3 separate regions of the Homo sapiens genome follow, and all the other regions are linked to region 1. The links are chromatin loops, found by intact Hi-C in ENCODE. Cell type or tissue: PC-9. All regions are shown on one strand.

Evidence for each region. A loop is a pair of places that touch in the nucleus more often than their neighbours do. Peaks named below come from ENCODE experiments on the same cell type or tissue, not always from the same donor. Only the 100,000 strongest peaks of a DNase experiment are listed, where the experiment ranks them.
Region 2: it touches region 1 in a loop (4-fold over the local background); 1 of 110 quality-filtered maps calls a loop at or near these places.
Region 3: it touches region 1 in a loop (6-fold over the local background); 1 of 110 quality-filtered maps calls a loop at or near these places.

What each region holds. Positions count from the first base shown.
Region 1 is chr3:159,926,895-159,931,894 of GRCh38, forward strand. All of the region lies in intron 9 of IL12A-AS1 (IL12A antisense RNA 1), which reads right to left. Among named protein-coding and RNA genes, the nearest start is that of IL12A, 59 kb to the right of the region's middle. RefSeq lists an enhancer at 2,791-2,940. In PC-9, a CTCF peak has its summit at 2,655 (motif pointing right); DNase peaks (open chromatin) are centred at 1,367, 1,987 and 2,817; H3K4me3 peaks cover 1,123 bases; H3K27ac peaks cover 4,028 bases.
Region 2 is chr3:159,852,365-159,857,364 of GRCh38, forward strand. The region is part of intron 4 of IQCJ-SCHIP1 (IQCJ-SCHIP1 readthrough); the gene reads left to right. The region is part of intron 2 of SCHIP1 (schwannomin interacting protein 1); the gene reads left to right. All of the region lies in intron 2 of LOC124906299 (a long non-coding RNA gene), which reads right to left. Among named protein-coding and RNA genes, the nearest start is that of IQCJ-SCHIP1-AS1, 86 kb to the left of the region's middle. RefSeq lists a silencer at 516-810. In PC-9, no CTCF peak of the experiment used is centred here; a DNase peak (open chromatin) is centred at 2,497; H3K4me3 peaks cover 570 bases; H3K27ac peaks cover 2,125 bases.
Region 3 is chr3:159,257,937-159,262,936 of GRCh38, forward strand. It overlaps IQCJ-SCHIP1 (IQCJ-SCHIP1 readthrough), which reads left to right. Exons shown (of 10, transcript NM_001414413.1): 4 at 4,612-4,747. IQCJ (IQ motif containing J) reads left to right here. Exons shown (of 4, transcript NM_001042706.3): 4 at 4,612-5,000. The coding sequence ends at 4,795. Among named protein-coding and RNA genes, the nearest start is that of SCHIP1, 13 kb to the right of the region's middle. In PC-9, CTCF peaks have their summits at 2,352 (motif pointing left) and 2,556; a DNase peak (open chromatin) is centred at 2,255.

The sequences.
Region 1 (5,000 bases):
GTGGTTCACACGTGTAATCCCAGCACTTTGAAGGCCAAGGCAGGAAGACCACTTCGGGTCAGGAGTTTGAGATAAGCCTAAGCAGCATAGCAAGACCCTGTCTCTACAAAAATAAAAATAAAAATTAGCCAGGCATGGTGGTGTGTGCCTGGCATGGTGGTGTAGTCCCAGCTACTCAGGAAACTGAAGCAGGAAAATCTCCTGAGCCCAGGGGTTGGAGGTTCCATTGAACTATGATCATATCACCGAACTCCAGCCTGGGCAACAGGGTGAGACCCCGTTTCTAAAAAACCGACCAACAATAACAACAACATTTTCTGAGTACCTATTATGTGCCAGGTGCTGTCTCAGGTACTTTGGTCACACCAGAATTGAGCCAGGTACAAGTACAGTCCCTAACCTTGAGAACTACCAGCTGGTCTGTGGTGAAGTCAGGATTTGAACCCAGGCAGGTTGTGAGTTTTACATCAAAAGGGTTCTTCGAGTTCATTGAGTCCAATCCTCTCATTTTATAGATGAAAATGCTGCTTCAGTATTGTAAATATTTACAGTATTCTAAGGACTTTGAAACTATGAGATACGTACAAAGGAAGAAAGAGAGGCAAAGAACTTTTAAGTAGCTTGCCTAGGATTGCATAGCCAGGCATAAATGGCAGGGCTGAGATTCAAACCCTGACGGCCCAGCTTCAGTGTCCACACTGTTGACCACTAACCTGTCTGTCTTACTAAATGGGGAGTAGAATGTGGGCCCACTGGAAGCTGCCAGGCCTCGGGTCCACTGCAAGGCACCAGCCCTTCTCCCACATACCTGTCAGGATACCCTCTTCACCACCCAGCATGCCACACAAGGCCTGATCTTGAGGCAGAGAGCAGAAATGGGGTCAGTGGCAGCCCAGGCAACAAACTAGAGAGGAGTTTGTTCTCTGCTGTTTTCTCCCAGCCTTCAGTCAGCCTGGGAGAGTGATTTCCCAGCATCTCCCAAGTCATACAGAAAAGCCCTTGGAGACACAATGGGGGCCAAGCAAATAGCCCCCACCCTCCAGCTGAGCCCTCGCCACTCCTCTCTCGCCAAGTCCTGCAGCCCCTTTTGGCCTTTGCCTGACTTTGAGGGAACAAATCACCAATCTCCAATTAGGACTGACATTTGAGTGGAGAAACTTCAACAGATGGGTTGAGACAGATCTGCGGATTAGATACAGGGCCCTCATGAAATGTCGAGTCAAAAGTCCCCTCTGGGGTCTATCAGGCAAAGCACTCCAACTGGCCCTGAGCAAGGCAGGCCTGTGGAATCTGGACAGAGGCCTCAAGCCTGCCATCTCTGAGCCTGGGCTGCACACACACCACTCCTTGCCTTGCAGCACATTTTTGCAGCTACTTCCTGCTGTCAAAGAACAGACAGACTCATCTCCTTTGTGCTGATGTTTCTGGGTCCCAGCCATGTCAGCATCAGCCTACTTCATGCCCCTGCAATACAAGGAACCTGGTCTGAAAAGCCTTCTAACTCTGCTACTGCTTTCAGGGACCCACAGCCACTTTAAAACCATCACTCATCCCATATTTATTAAGCATACAATATGTGCCAGGCATTGTGCTCAGTGCCAGAGATCAAGTGGTAAATATGGCAAATATGGTCCCCTGCTTTACAGAATTGATGGTCCAATGGGGACACAGGCAATCACAACAAAGACTAATGATTATAGGGCTAGGAAACCTAGCTTAGTCTGGGGGGCCAGGAAAGACTTTCTGGAGGAAATCTGAGATTTAAAACATGAATGGAGTTTAAACAAGCAGAATGAAGAAGAGGAAGGAGAACTGGGCGAAAGAGGATTTGAGTCAGAGAGAGGAACACATGCAGAGGTCTTGGTTTGTGAAGAAATCCTCAGCTTTTAATTAGGGAATGCTGTGAAGAATGTGAGTGATAGGATGGCTATGGAATGTGGAGAAAGGAGGCTGGCAGGACAAGGATGGGCAAGGTCACCAAGGGCTTGTAAACCAAGTTAGAAGTTGTACTTATGAGGACAGCAGAAGCCAGTGTTGGGTTTTATGTAAGCAAAAGTGTGTCTGACTCAGCATTCCATGGTCATGATTCGAGTATAAAAATGAACTGGCCCAGCCAGGCGAAGTGGCTCACGCCTGTAATCCCAGCGCTTTGGAAGACCGAGGCAGGCAGATCACCTGAGCTCAGGAGTTTGAGACCACCCTGGGCAACACTAAAACACAAAAGAGTTAGCCAGGTGTGGTGGCACGTACCTGTAGTCCCAGCTACTAGGGATGCTGAAGCACGAGAATCACTTGAGCCCTGGGGCTGGAGGTTGTAGTGAGCCAAGATTGCACCACTGCACTCCAGCTTGGGCTACGGTGAGACTGATTCAAAAAAAAAAAAAAAAAAAAATGAGCTGGCCCTTGGGCTTGCCGTCACCTCCTCAGATAGGCCTCCGCTGAGCACTCTAGCTTGCCTGGGGAGGAGGGACAGAGCTTTGATGTGAATGGAAGCTGGAAATTGTGATTGTCCCAGGCGTGACTGGTAAGTTATGGGATCCAACTGGGCTATGTTTTAAAGACTTCAACATGGCTCCGTCGATCACATGTCTTGCAAAAAACCAAGCCTTCCATTTCATAGCCAACCAACAGAAGCTCCATCTGGCCCACTTGCTATAGTGAACACCAGAGGGAACCAAAGCCAGACCTTTGAGGAAGAAGTGTGAGGAGGGAGGTGGATGTTTCCCATAAAAGAGTAAACATGAACTTTCACTTTCTCTTGGACTCCAGGGAGGTATCAACAGCAACACTAAAACATTGAAACAGCATTACTTCCGCAAACAACTCACCCTGACAGAGTCTCATTCCTCAAAAAGAATGGTTTTAAAAGAATGGTGTGAACTCCACAAGGTTCAGCAGTAATAGTGAGGGAAACACAATAGGGGAAGGCCTGTGAGCTCATCCTGTGTGGGGAGGGGCCGGCAGGAAGTCCAGGCCCTGCCCTCAGTGACAGCAGGACTCCAACACTCATTCTGGAAGCCAAAATAAAGAAGGGGCGCTGACATGGGGTTGGTTGGGAGAAAGCTGCTTACCTCACAAAGAGGGAAACTAAAACTACCACAAATGTGAACTATGGCTCTGTGAGTGGAGCCAAGGGGAGCGGGATTTCCTCTTGCTGTTCAGGAACAAGGGTTTCATGAGGCAGGTCTCTGGGCCAGACAGAGCCCTCTGTTTCTGCCTGCACATGGCTTCATCCTCAGAGGGTCTTCAGGAAGAAATGAGGCTCGAGTGTTCAAAAGTTCCCATTAGTCTTTACCTTTGAAAGGCCATTTTGAAAAGACTGATGAAAACTTGACACGTGTAAATATTAACCATGTATTGAATTATACACACAGGAATGATGAGCACATCTCATCATCAAGAAACAAGCAGTTATTTTACAAACCACGTACACAATAAAAATCCTTCCATGGAAGCATGTCTCCCCATCTCTGAATACCACAACTCAAGTGTCTAGGTTTGAGGTTTACTCAGGCACTGGACTTTGAGAAGACAGCATTTATTTTTATTTTTGTTTATTTTCTAAAGACAGGGTCTCACTGTTGCTCAGGCTGGAGTGCAGTGGCACAATAATAGTTCAATGCAGCATCAGATTCCTGGGCTCAAGCAATCCTCCTACCTCAGCCTCCTGAGTAGCTGGGACTAGAGGCACACACCACCACACCTGGCTAATTTTTAAAAGTTTTTTGTAGAGTCAGGGTCTTGCTATGTTTTCCAGGCTGCCCTTGAACTCCCGGGCTCAAGTGATCCTCCTGCTGCAGCTTCTCAAAGTGTTAGGATTACAGGGGTGAGCCACTGTGCCCAGTCAGGAGAATAGTATTGATTGATGCATATGAGACTAGCATGCACTAGCATGGACCAGCCTTGACTAAGTCTGGCTCCTGAAAATGAGTTCATAAACCGAGAGTCTCTTTTGGTAATCAATGAAAATGATAAATGGGCTGAGAAATTGACCATTAACTAGGAAAGCTACAGTAATTGGATTCTTTTTTCATCTGGAGAAACGGGTTGAAGAAGAAAAGCCCACAGAGGCTGATGGGGCTTTTGGGAGGAGATCACTTGTTAAGTGTCATTAAATATATAAAAAGTTATGTGAAAAATGGTGAGCAAGATCTTTTTAAATCCACAGAGGAAAAATGAGAAAATGTACTTAACTAGCCACTCAGTCACCTAACCTAGTGGTCCCAACCTTTTTGGCACCAGGGATTGGTTTGATGGAAGACAATTTTTCCACAGGGGTGGCAGGCAGGGATGGTTTTGGGATGAAACTGTTCCACCGAAGATCATCAGGCATGAGTTAGATTCTCTTAAGGAGTGCACAGCCTAGATCCCTCACATATGCATTTTACAGTAGAGTTCACACTCCTGTGATCTGCTGATCTGACAGGAGGCAGAGCTCAGGCGGTAATTCTTACTGGCACTGCTCACCACCTCCTGTGCAGCCCAGTTCCTAACAGGCCATGGACTGGTACCAGCCCACAGCCCAAAGGTGGGGGCCCCTGCACTGAGGACCCCTGCCTTAACCCGTTTTGCACACTCTCTTCCCTCAACTACTATCCTCTGTGTCAAAAGCTATTTGGAGAATCGTGAAGCTTGCTTGTGCTTCAAAACTATGTAAAACTCATTCTAGGACTTTCTCTGCAGTTGTCATTTTTCAAAATGGCTGCCATGAAGCAATTGGCCAGTTTAACAGAATAAAGATCACTAGTAAAATACAGGAGTTCATATGAGTGGACACATTATCTTAGCTATCACATCTGTCCTTGATAGTCCCCTAGCCACCATGGCCAAGGTCACCAGCACCCTGTAAAAATGCTGATAACCAGGCATCAAAGATTTTGAGAACTTTCTAGGCTTCTCTCACATCACACTTGATTTGAGCCCCCTCCCTCTCCAATTCTGCTTCCTAAAACGCCATTCTTTTCCCCCAAACCTAGAGTTTTCCCACAGTCTCTGGGTGG
Region 2 (5,000 bases), 75 kb before region 1:
GCTTTATTTTTTGGAAATAAACACTGGGCATAATTTTTAGTTTATGACAGTAGTAAGCTGATTCTGATGAGTGTGTGTTTGTATGTGCACTTCTGCTTGTCTGCTTCTTGCACCAAAACATCCTCCAGCTGTGGGCCTTTTCCCTCTCTTTAGTAAAGCCTGTAAACAAAACCAGAAGCCATGGGAAAAGTGTAAAGAGAGCAGCAGAAAAGAACGTTTGCTTTTGTGAAAAAGCCCGCCACTGCTTGAATTTTAAAGAAAAGTTGATGGATCTTTTTCTGTTGCCTATATTAATAGAACAAAGCACTGCTCCCAGGGCAGAAGGGTCCTTCTCTGTGTTGGAAGTGAATTTCAGTCTCGTCCTGGAGCTCCTACCAGATGAGACTTTTACATGAGATTTTAAGAAATGATCAGTTAAAGGGGGAAAAAAGCAAACATCTGTGTTACAGGTCAGCCTTTAAATTATACTGTTTCCGTTTTGTCATGGGATACCCAGCTTTTAACTCAGTAGTGAAGTCGGCTGGGCTGGAAGTTTTCACATCTATTTTTATCCCACACAATCTACCCCTGGTTCAGATTGCTAGTTTCCTCACAGAGCTCCAGTCCACACTCGGCCCTGAACGCGGAGTTGAATCAGCTGGCTGAAGCTGAGTGCCTCTCTTTTCCTTTCTTGGGAACAGGAAAGGTGCTGTGGAGAGGAATTGGGGCGGGATCATTCAGGGGAAGGTGACAGCAGATGGTGGGAAGGCCGGAGTCAGCAAGCCAAGTGTCAGGGGCAGAGTGAGCCTCAGAAAACAGCAGCTGCCCGGTGCCAGAGCAAGGAAAGGCCAGGGAGGCTGGGCGGGGCAGTGTCTGTGGGACAGAGTGGGGCAAGAACACACACGGCCGGGCACAGCCTCTTAGCCAGCTCTCCATGTCAGTATGAGCAGTAACCAGGGAACTGGGCAATTGGCACATCAGCCTATCAGAATTCATGGGAGGTTATTTCTTAAGTGAAATTCTAAAGAGTTAAAGGATGAATTTGGACAGTGATGGAATGGATGACATCATCAGTCAAGAATCCTCATTGGATATGGAGGGGAATTATAAAAAGGTAAGGGGGGAGAGCTCTTTTGTTTATAAACAATTGAACCATTTTTCTAACTGGAGAAAGATCACCCTTGAGGAGTGGCCAAATTCCACACTCAGTGGCTATTGCCATAATATAGTCAGGAAAAACTAAATGCACAGAATCAAATGCATTAAGCTAGGAAAGTTCTTTCTGCTTTTCCCAGCTTATGTTCATTAATATGTTACAGCAGCAACTAAAACACACATGTTGTTATTCTGAAGTTGAAAAAATTCTATTATGCATTTAACTGCTAGGCAGGCTTTTTATGTGAAGGAATTTTTTAAAAATTATTGACATATATTTACAGTTCACTGGCAAAAAAAATTACTAGAATGTTTAACCTATTTTTCCAATTTTTTGTTTGATTTTATTGGCAATGAAAAATATCAAGTTTTAGTTAACATGTTTGGGGTTTTTAAAAGTTGATACAGTATCTGTTCATCTTTTCCCTGCCCTTTTTTTTGAAAGTCAGTAAATATATTTTGAGAATGTTTTATATGGTAATGTTCTGGTAATCACAGGCCCGAGTAAAAATAGCTTTAGTTATATGGGTGAGGTCATGAAATTAAACTACAAGTATATGCTTATCTGTCCACAGAAGCCTAAAACACACACTATGTCCTTCCCTCTTCATTATTTGCCACAAGTCAAGTGTAGTTCACAACATGGCATAACATGAAGAATAAAATCCCTTCCATCATGGGCCTGGAAATGAAGACCTCTTTACCTCAGAGGCAAATATCAGTTAATGATAGAACAGTAAAACTTGCTACTTAATTTTTAATTTGATCAAATACATCACTAACTTTTTTCCCAGGAATGACATATAGAAAGAAGCTTCTGTCGTGATAGATCCTTACGTATAGTAATGTAAAATATGGTAGTTTATATCTTATATACATATATGTGTGTGTGTGAGTGTGGGGACTGTTTTAAGTATATACTGTACTTCCTAGAGGAGTTCACAACAGCTTATGTTCTTTCTCCACAAGCTGAAACTTAAATATGTGAAAGCGGTTTCAGTAACCTGCCATGTTGCCGTTTGTGTTTTTCATCCCTTGTGATCCCCAAGACAGGAATGAGCACCAAGGTGATAGTTCGCTGAGTCTCATAACCCTAACACTTCCCAGCTGTCCGCTTCTGCCGGAAGCGATGTGCAAAAGATGCTTGGGACACTCTGCCGTAAGAGTCAGATTGCTTATCCAGCTCTGCAGAACAAGTGTAGCCATCTCATACTTCTGCTATTTTCAGTGTCAAAGAACTGGTCATGGTGTCCTTTGTCAGACCATTTCTCAGATAGAAGAGGATAGGTCAGTTTGCACTTAGGAAAAATGAAACATACCATTGCTAATGCATTAACAATGAAGTCATGACTGTTCTAGTTTTTTCCTACTTAGAAACAGAGGGAACCCAGATGCCTGGAATAAGTAAGCAGTGATACACCAGCAACCTGAGACAGGGCTGACTAAAGCTACAGACATGTACGGCTCAAGGAGCTTTAAAACATCAACAACAACAAAACAGAATTGCACTGTGTAACCCATTATCTAACAAAGGCAGTAGAATGCCGCATATGATTTCAGTATCTGATAGGTTAGTACAAAAAAACTGCAAGATGAAACTTCTAGATGTGTGGAGTGCTCAGAGATCAGTTCATTATGTTCCGGATCTTAAACATGAGGGTTGTTCTCTTGTCATTCCGGCCTTTTAAATACCTTCCTCAGGCAAAGTGTTTTCAAATGTTTATGTGTATCGTGATTATTATGAAGACTTCATTATAATTATCCTTCTTTTTTAAACCCACTCTTTGTAATTTTACTATGAGCTAGTGAAACAGGGCAACATACACTTTTTTAAAAATATGAGGAATAAGAAAATAGTTACCTAGTATAAAAATAACTTTCCCTAATTAGAATCTTCCTTTTCTAATTTTTTCGCTAATATTTTTCCTGTTTTGTTGGCTAAGTAGAAAATTAAATTAGATGCCGTAAAGTGGGGCTCTGCAGGCTTTTTTGACCTTGCATTCATCAGTAAGATGGTTTTGAGTCCATGCCTGTAATATACATATATTTTATTCAGAAATAGCACCCACCACTATAAAATACAATGTGTGTATGTAAAACATATACACAAATAGATATTTTAGAGAATAAAATGTTTAAAATATAAATATAAGTAAAAGTTGTAATTTTTTTTTTATCTCCTGTGGTACTTTCACCCCATTTTGAGGTCAATTGTCAAAAACAATTAAAAAATTGATACATCCCTGCTTAGGTACCATAGAATTCCCTGAACCAATTGCACTAATAAATACCACATGTGTATAGGGATTATTTTACAGGGTTGTTTTAAAGTCAGACAAACAGCCTTCAGGGGGAAAGGTCACTTTCTGATGACTAAAATTAGATTCCACCGAAGCAAAGGAAGAAAAAGATTATGCTTCTGTTCTTTTTCCGTGGGGAAGGTTTTGACTGTAAGAAAGATGTTTCATTAAGGACCTCTGGTTTATTCAATAGTAATAGTAAAACTGCCCTCAACAGAAAACATATCTTAGTGTTTAAGAAGAAAAGTGCAGACCTTAGCAGAATCCGAGGTGTATGTGTTCAGCCCATTATTTCCCTGCCCTGCTGTGAGCAAGTTCTGATCCCCTGATAAAGAACCACAGAGCTGATTGTCTTCAGGACCAACGTGGTATGCAGCATCTAAGTCAGTGTCCTCATCCATTCCACCATCATTTTTCCAAGAGCCCTCTCATGTTCCTGGCACTGTGCATGGCTCTAGGATCACCAAAGGGGGACTGAGCTTTCCCTCCAGGAGCTGACCGTCCCAATGGGGGAGGCACATAAAGGAACAAACTACATGGAACTGATGCTGCCTGGAGTGTCCAGATAGCCGGTGTGGACTTCTAAAGTGTGCAGCCATTTAGATCTTTCCCTGCCCCAGGAATGTGTACCTTAAACACGAGAGTTGTTTATGTGTACATTCTTGGGGCAGGGAAAGATCTAAATGACACTAATGGAGAGAGAGAAAAGGAAATCGGGAAAATTTAATATAGAATATGGCAGAAGACTGGCTCCAACTTTGTTCCAGAGCAGAGAAAATGCAGGGAATCTGGTATTGCCTTCTGTTCCTAGGCTACTGTGCACAGAATCAGGGAGCTGACAGCAGGGCGGTGAGTGGGCCCAGGGCCGGGCCAGCCGCTCGCTTCGCTTTGTTCCTCAGGGGTGCCGTCTCTAGTGTTGTGCATCCAATTATGGTGAAAGATTAGGGAGGACCCTGTGAAAAAATTAAAAGGCTGGAAGGAACAATATTTAAAGTGAAGCCACAGCTGCGCCTCATGTTTTTTTTAAAAGGTGAATGGAAATGACTGCTTGAGATAAACTGCAATAAACAGGAACACAGAATGCCAGCTGCCATTCCAGACAAGCTCTCTGCCCTCCCCACACAATTACTGAGGAAAAACAGCCGTCGACCTCCATTAACCCTCACGTCTTCCTGCCTGTGAGGGCTGAATACGCTTGAAGAACCATGTTAAGTTACCGAAGCCTGGGACCTAGCCCCACCTCAGCCACCTGGGAAAAATCTCTTCCGCTTTGTGGGCCAGGTTCTCCTTTTCTTAAAAAGAAAGAATTAGCCTGGTCGGTCTTAGATGTTATAAATATAAAGCTTCCTGGCTCGTGGTTCAGGTTTCTTATCATATCACCCCATTGGCACACCTCGGTTAGCCAGCATGGTCAGGGAATGGGCTGTTTCAGGTAACTAGAATTTCCGGTGAAATGCAAGTGTGTTAGATGTATTCTTGTTCTCACACACACATGCACACAAACGTGCACACACATGTCCCCTTCCATGTCATGGTCATCTTCTACAGCACTCTCTACTTGGTCTC
Region 3 (5,000 bases), 670 kb before region 1:
CTTGTTTCCTGAGACCGGCCAGGACTGTTTGGTTGTAAGTATCAGAAACTCAGCTCAAACTAATTTATAGATGTAAAAAAGATCATATTGAATCACATAACAGAAATACCCATGGTCTAACGTGCTTTAAGCACACTGAAACCCGGGCGATTGGGCAAGGTTATCAGGCATCTGTCTTTCTTCTTCTATAAACTCTGCTCTTTCCATGATTCATTCTCATGTGGGTTCTCACAACATTGCAACAAAGTGGCCACTGCCAGCTCTAGGCTTGCAGGTAGTTTCAGCTCTACTTGCTGAAACTTTAGATGAAAAAGAGGGCCTTTTTCTCATAGTCTCAGTACAATCCCCAGAGCAGCCTTTAATAGACCTGGCTTGAACCATGTGTGCATCTCCAAACTGAACCAACCACGGCCCTCTGGCTAGTCAGCCCGGGGGAATGGACCACCCTCTACAGTGATAGGGTAGGATCTGTTTCATCCAAAGCTCGTGGGTAAAGAGTTGGTGGATCCGCAAAACCAATGAAAAGGAGAAATTAATATTGGGCACGCAAAATCTACCCATGTGATAATCATGGTGCCTCCCTCACAGTTCACTTGTGGTAAGGATTGAATGAGAGAATCAACACAAAAAAGAGCTCTATGTATGTCAGCTATTGTTTCCAAGATACTCAGATTCAATGTATCCTCTCTGATGGTGTCCTCTTTTGTCCATCCCTAAATTCAGCCTACTTGAGTTATAATGTATTTTGAATTTTTTATAATTGTTTGGTAACATATAAAAAATAGTACTTTCTCATAAAAAATCAAGATTTCTGGCTGTTCTTGAAAAGTTGAAACCAATTATCAACTGCACCAAAGCAGGGTTGCCCACACTGCCCAGTCTGTGCCCCACTGCACAGTCTGCCCCCAGCCTGACCCCAGGTGGCTTCTGAGAGCCTCTTGCCATCTTTGTAGCCTCAGACTTACTGCTCTTCTCTGGGATCCTCCTGCTTCCTGCCTGGTGTCTTCACTTCTGTGCCTTTGCCCAAAGATCTTCTTCCTCTCCATCAATCTCAATCCCATCCATGCTTCAGGACTAATTAAAATACTAGGACTCCCTCAAGCCTTCTCTAAGCACCCTAGCTCTCTGGGAACCCTCTCCTCTCCTCTTCTAGATAAACATATGCATTGGCAACCCGGACTGCACTGGCTGTGAGTCCCCCAAGTGGCTGTGAGTGCATGACAGAGCCAACCGCACTGCAAAACACACAGGGATATACAGAAAAAGGGCAGAGGCAGGCAGATTGTGCCACCCCTGCTATAAGAGAAGATACACAGGAACTGACCTAGCAAAAAGAAAAATTGTTGAAAATGTATTTGTCATCTGTTTAGAAGTAAACCCTTACACTTTATTTATAATTCAAAATATAGGAGCACACAACATGTGCTTTCTTACTTCAACAAGCCTTTAAATAATTATAATGAATAGCATTGTCTAGTTTCAAAAAAAAAATGTCAAGGTAGTGGGTAATTTACTCTGTAGCCACAAAGGAGACTTGTGAACAAGAATTATGGTAAATCTAGGAGAAGAAGGCTGAAAGTGATTCCTTATGATTGAGAGATGAGGTGCTTCTAAATTTTACTTTAGTTCCCTCTTACAGTAAAATAACATCTGGAGATGGTATTAAGACAGCTTAATACTGGAACAATTTAATCTTTGAAGGTCATGTTGTAGGAATCGCCAAGGGGAGTAAATAACATGTAAACACTTTTCTATGATACAGAGAATAACATAGCATAGTTCCATCATTAAAAAACAATGTAGCAATTTTGGGTAATAGCCTGGTGTGACATGATGGCCCTGTCATTTTTTGACCCCAAATGCTAATTTAAAGACTTGTCCAGCTTATCATCTAGTCCTCAAAACTGTAATTATGAAGGACAAGTAGTAATGAGAAATATATATATCATAGTATGTTTTAAAAATAATAAGATCGTGTAATAAATTGTTTTCACATATGTGGATGACTATAAAATAAATATTACAAAAAAACAGCTCCTGTATTAAGAAAGTCAGTGGGTGCACAGATGTTTTAAATACATATTTTAAAAGTACTTAATATTGTCACCTTATAAATTAGAAAAGAAAAGGATATCCATTAACTAGGAAGAAAATAATGTTGTCTTCTTAATATCTGACTTAAGGAGAACTGGTATGCCAATTTCCAAATTCCATAAAACCAGGAGGGAGAAGAGGATGTTTAAGTGCAAATTCCTTTGCAAACCTCTCATCTCAGTTTTGCCCAATGTTATTTGGTTCTTTAGAGGTGTCACACCGCCCTCTGGTGTTCAACAAGCTAAAATGTAGTATCTCAAATGGCCACTATATTTTGTTTTTGTATGTTCTGAATAATGAAGACGATTTAAAGGGAAAAAAGGACAGTGTAGAATACCTCAAAGTCCTATAAAGTTGTGGGTGTTCTATTGGTTGTCAACATTTTCTAATTTTTAGACAGCCTTTAAAATGTTACACATTCTGAGCTCTTGACGGGCAGGTTTAGAGACTTTAGGAACCTTCAAGCAGCAGAATTTGTTAGCTGGGCTCTGGGATACCCCAAGCAACTCAGAGGATGTGAACATCACCGACAGCTTCCTTAAGTTCACTCCTCTCTGATATAACGGGTCTTGAAGAAGCAAGAAGACCACCAAACTCAGGCAGGCAATCTTATGGGACTCCCTTTCCCATTCTGCTTAAAATCTTTAAGCCAAAGAAAAACAGAAATAAAAATGCACTTTGAGCAAGATTTCGTAATAAAACAGTGACCAAATATAATTCAAATTTGGGCCAGATTCTGCTTTAGTGAGGCTTGAAGTATGTATAATCTGAAGAGTCCTTTAAAAAAAAAACTCTAAAAGTATCTTATTTTTACAATTCTATACAAATCATGAAGAGCCCCTCATCAGGATCTTGGAAGAGGCTCCTGGCCTTTAAGTAAGAACCCCTAAAGCTTAAGTTTCCTAGCTTCAGGGAATTGGCTACTGACCCAAAAGTATTGTTTTCACTACAGTTGATGGACTTTTCCTTGAGCATTGTAATTCCCAGACCTTTAATAAATTAGGGAAAACATACAGATTCAATAATGTGGTCACATTTTTTTTGTTATTTATATGCTGTGACCATTGAGAATTGATGATCTTTGAACTATTCCAGCCAAATGAGAATAAATAAGTTTGTTGATTCAGAAACAACTTTAATGACATAGGTTGTGTGTGAAAGAATTACAGAGATCAGATGCTTCCAGGAGTTTAGAAGAGATAGTGATAGAATTAATACAGCTATCTTAAACTATTTTAAAAGGCTGAATCCTAACAACTAGTCCGCATGAACTGTTAACTCCCAGAAGAGGTTAGACTGTGTTCAGTGACCCCCCCTATGAAAATCGAGATGTTAATCTCAAAGATCACAAGCCAGTCTGATATGATTTGGCTCTGTGTCCCTACCCAAATCTCACCTTGAATTGTAATGATCCCCACATGTCAAGGGTGTGACCAGATGTAGACAATTGAATCATGGGGCAATTTCCCCCATGCCGTTCTGTTGATAGTGAGTTCTCAGGAGGTCTGGTGCTTTTACATGGGGCTTCCCCCTTTACTCAGAAGAGGTGCCTTCTGCCATGATTGTAAGTTTCCTGAGACCTCCCCAGCCATGCAGAACTGTGAGTCAATTAAACCTCTTTTCTTAATAAATTACCCAGTCTCGGGTATTTCTTCATAGCAGCATGAAAACGGACTAATACACAGTCCATGGGGGAATCACTTAGCTTATATTAAGAAGAGGTTTCCGTTATCCTGAGCAGAAGATAATTTATTTTTTCTGATACTAATCACAGAAAATAACTTCCTTAGGCGAAACCTGAAATAGCTGCCTAATGACATTACATTAATTCTCTGAGTAGTACGTAACACTTGAATAATCTTTGTCCATTTCTTTATTTATAATCTTTGTCCATTTCCTATTCCCTTCCACAGTATATAAAACCCATGATGTGGTGCTCTCGCCTGCCTTGTGCCCCACAGCAGGGCCACTGCATTTGGCCATGCAGACTGTGCTGCACATCACTGACACCTTCACCTTGCAGTCATGCAAAGGACTGCTCTGGAGCTGTGCACGGCAGAGTCCCTGTTCAGAGTCTACAGCTGACCCTGGCACAGAATGGCCCCTCAAAAATCACACATTGAGTGCATGCAGTAGTAGTCAGCCTATTTATTATTCTCATCTAAAATATAAGATGAAAAATTGAAAGAATTTGTTGTCTCATAAATCAAAGTACATTTACCTGTGCAAACTAGTTTGTTTTGACTGATGAATTTTATTATTAAGTTGACTCTTTTAGGCCGGTTGAGTGCAGTCAAGTCTGTGAAAGTCAAACCAGTAAGGTAGGGAGACAGTCTCCATGGCTGGATTGAAGTTAAAGTTCAGGTCTCCTGATTCACTACATCACATTCTGTATGTTCTACTTCCCTTGGCACCAAAGCCAATTCCTTCAGACTCCTTGTGAGTTTCTGAGTCTGTGGACCATGATCCAACAGTAATCATGTGTGTGCTGTTTTTTGTTTTGTTTTGTTTTTTCAGCATTCAGCGAGCATGGCGAGAGTACCTGCAGCGGCAGGAGCCCCTGGGGAAGAGGAGCCCGTCCCCACCCTCTGTCTCCTCAGAGAAGCTGAGCAGCTCTGTCAGCATGAACACCTTCTCCGACAGCAGCACACCCGTGAGTGTCATGTTTCTTTTTCTATGTCCTGACTTGACATTCAACTGAAAGCCTAGACTTTGGTTCTAAGAGAGAAATCTTGGGATGTGAGCAGGTGGTTTGTGACAGTGAAGATCTATGTAGCTTATTTGCTACCCAGGAACCCATGGTGAGAGTTTTGTCACCTCAAAATAAAGACACAATTCATAAGCACAAAGTGAACTTTATCAAGTCTGGAGAAAATAGATTGCATTTATGTGTTCTCATTTCTCTA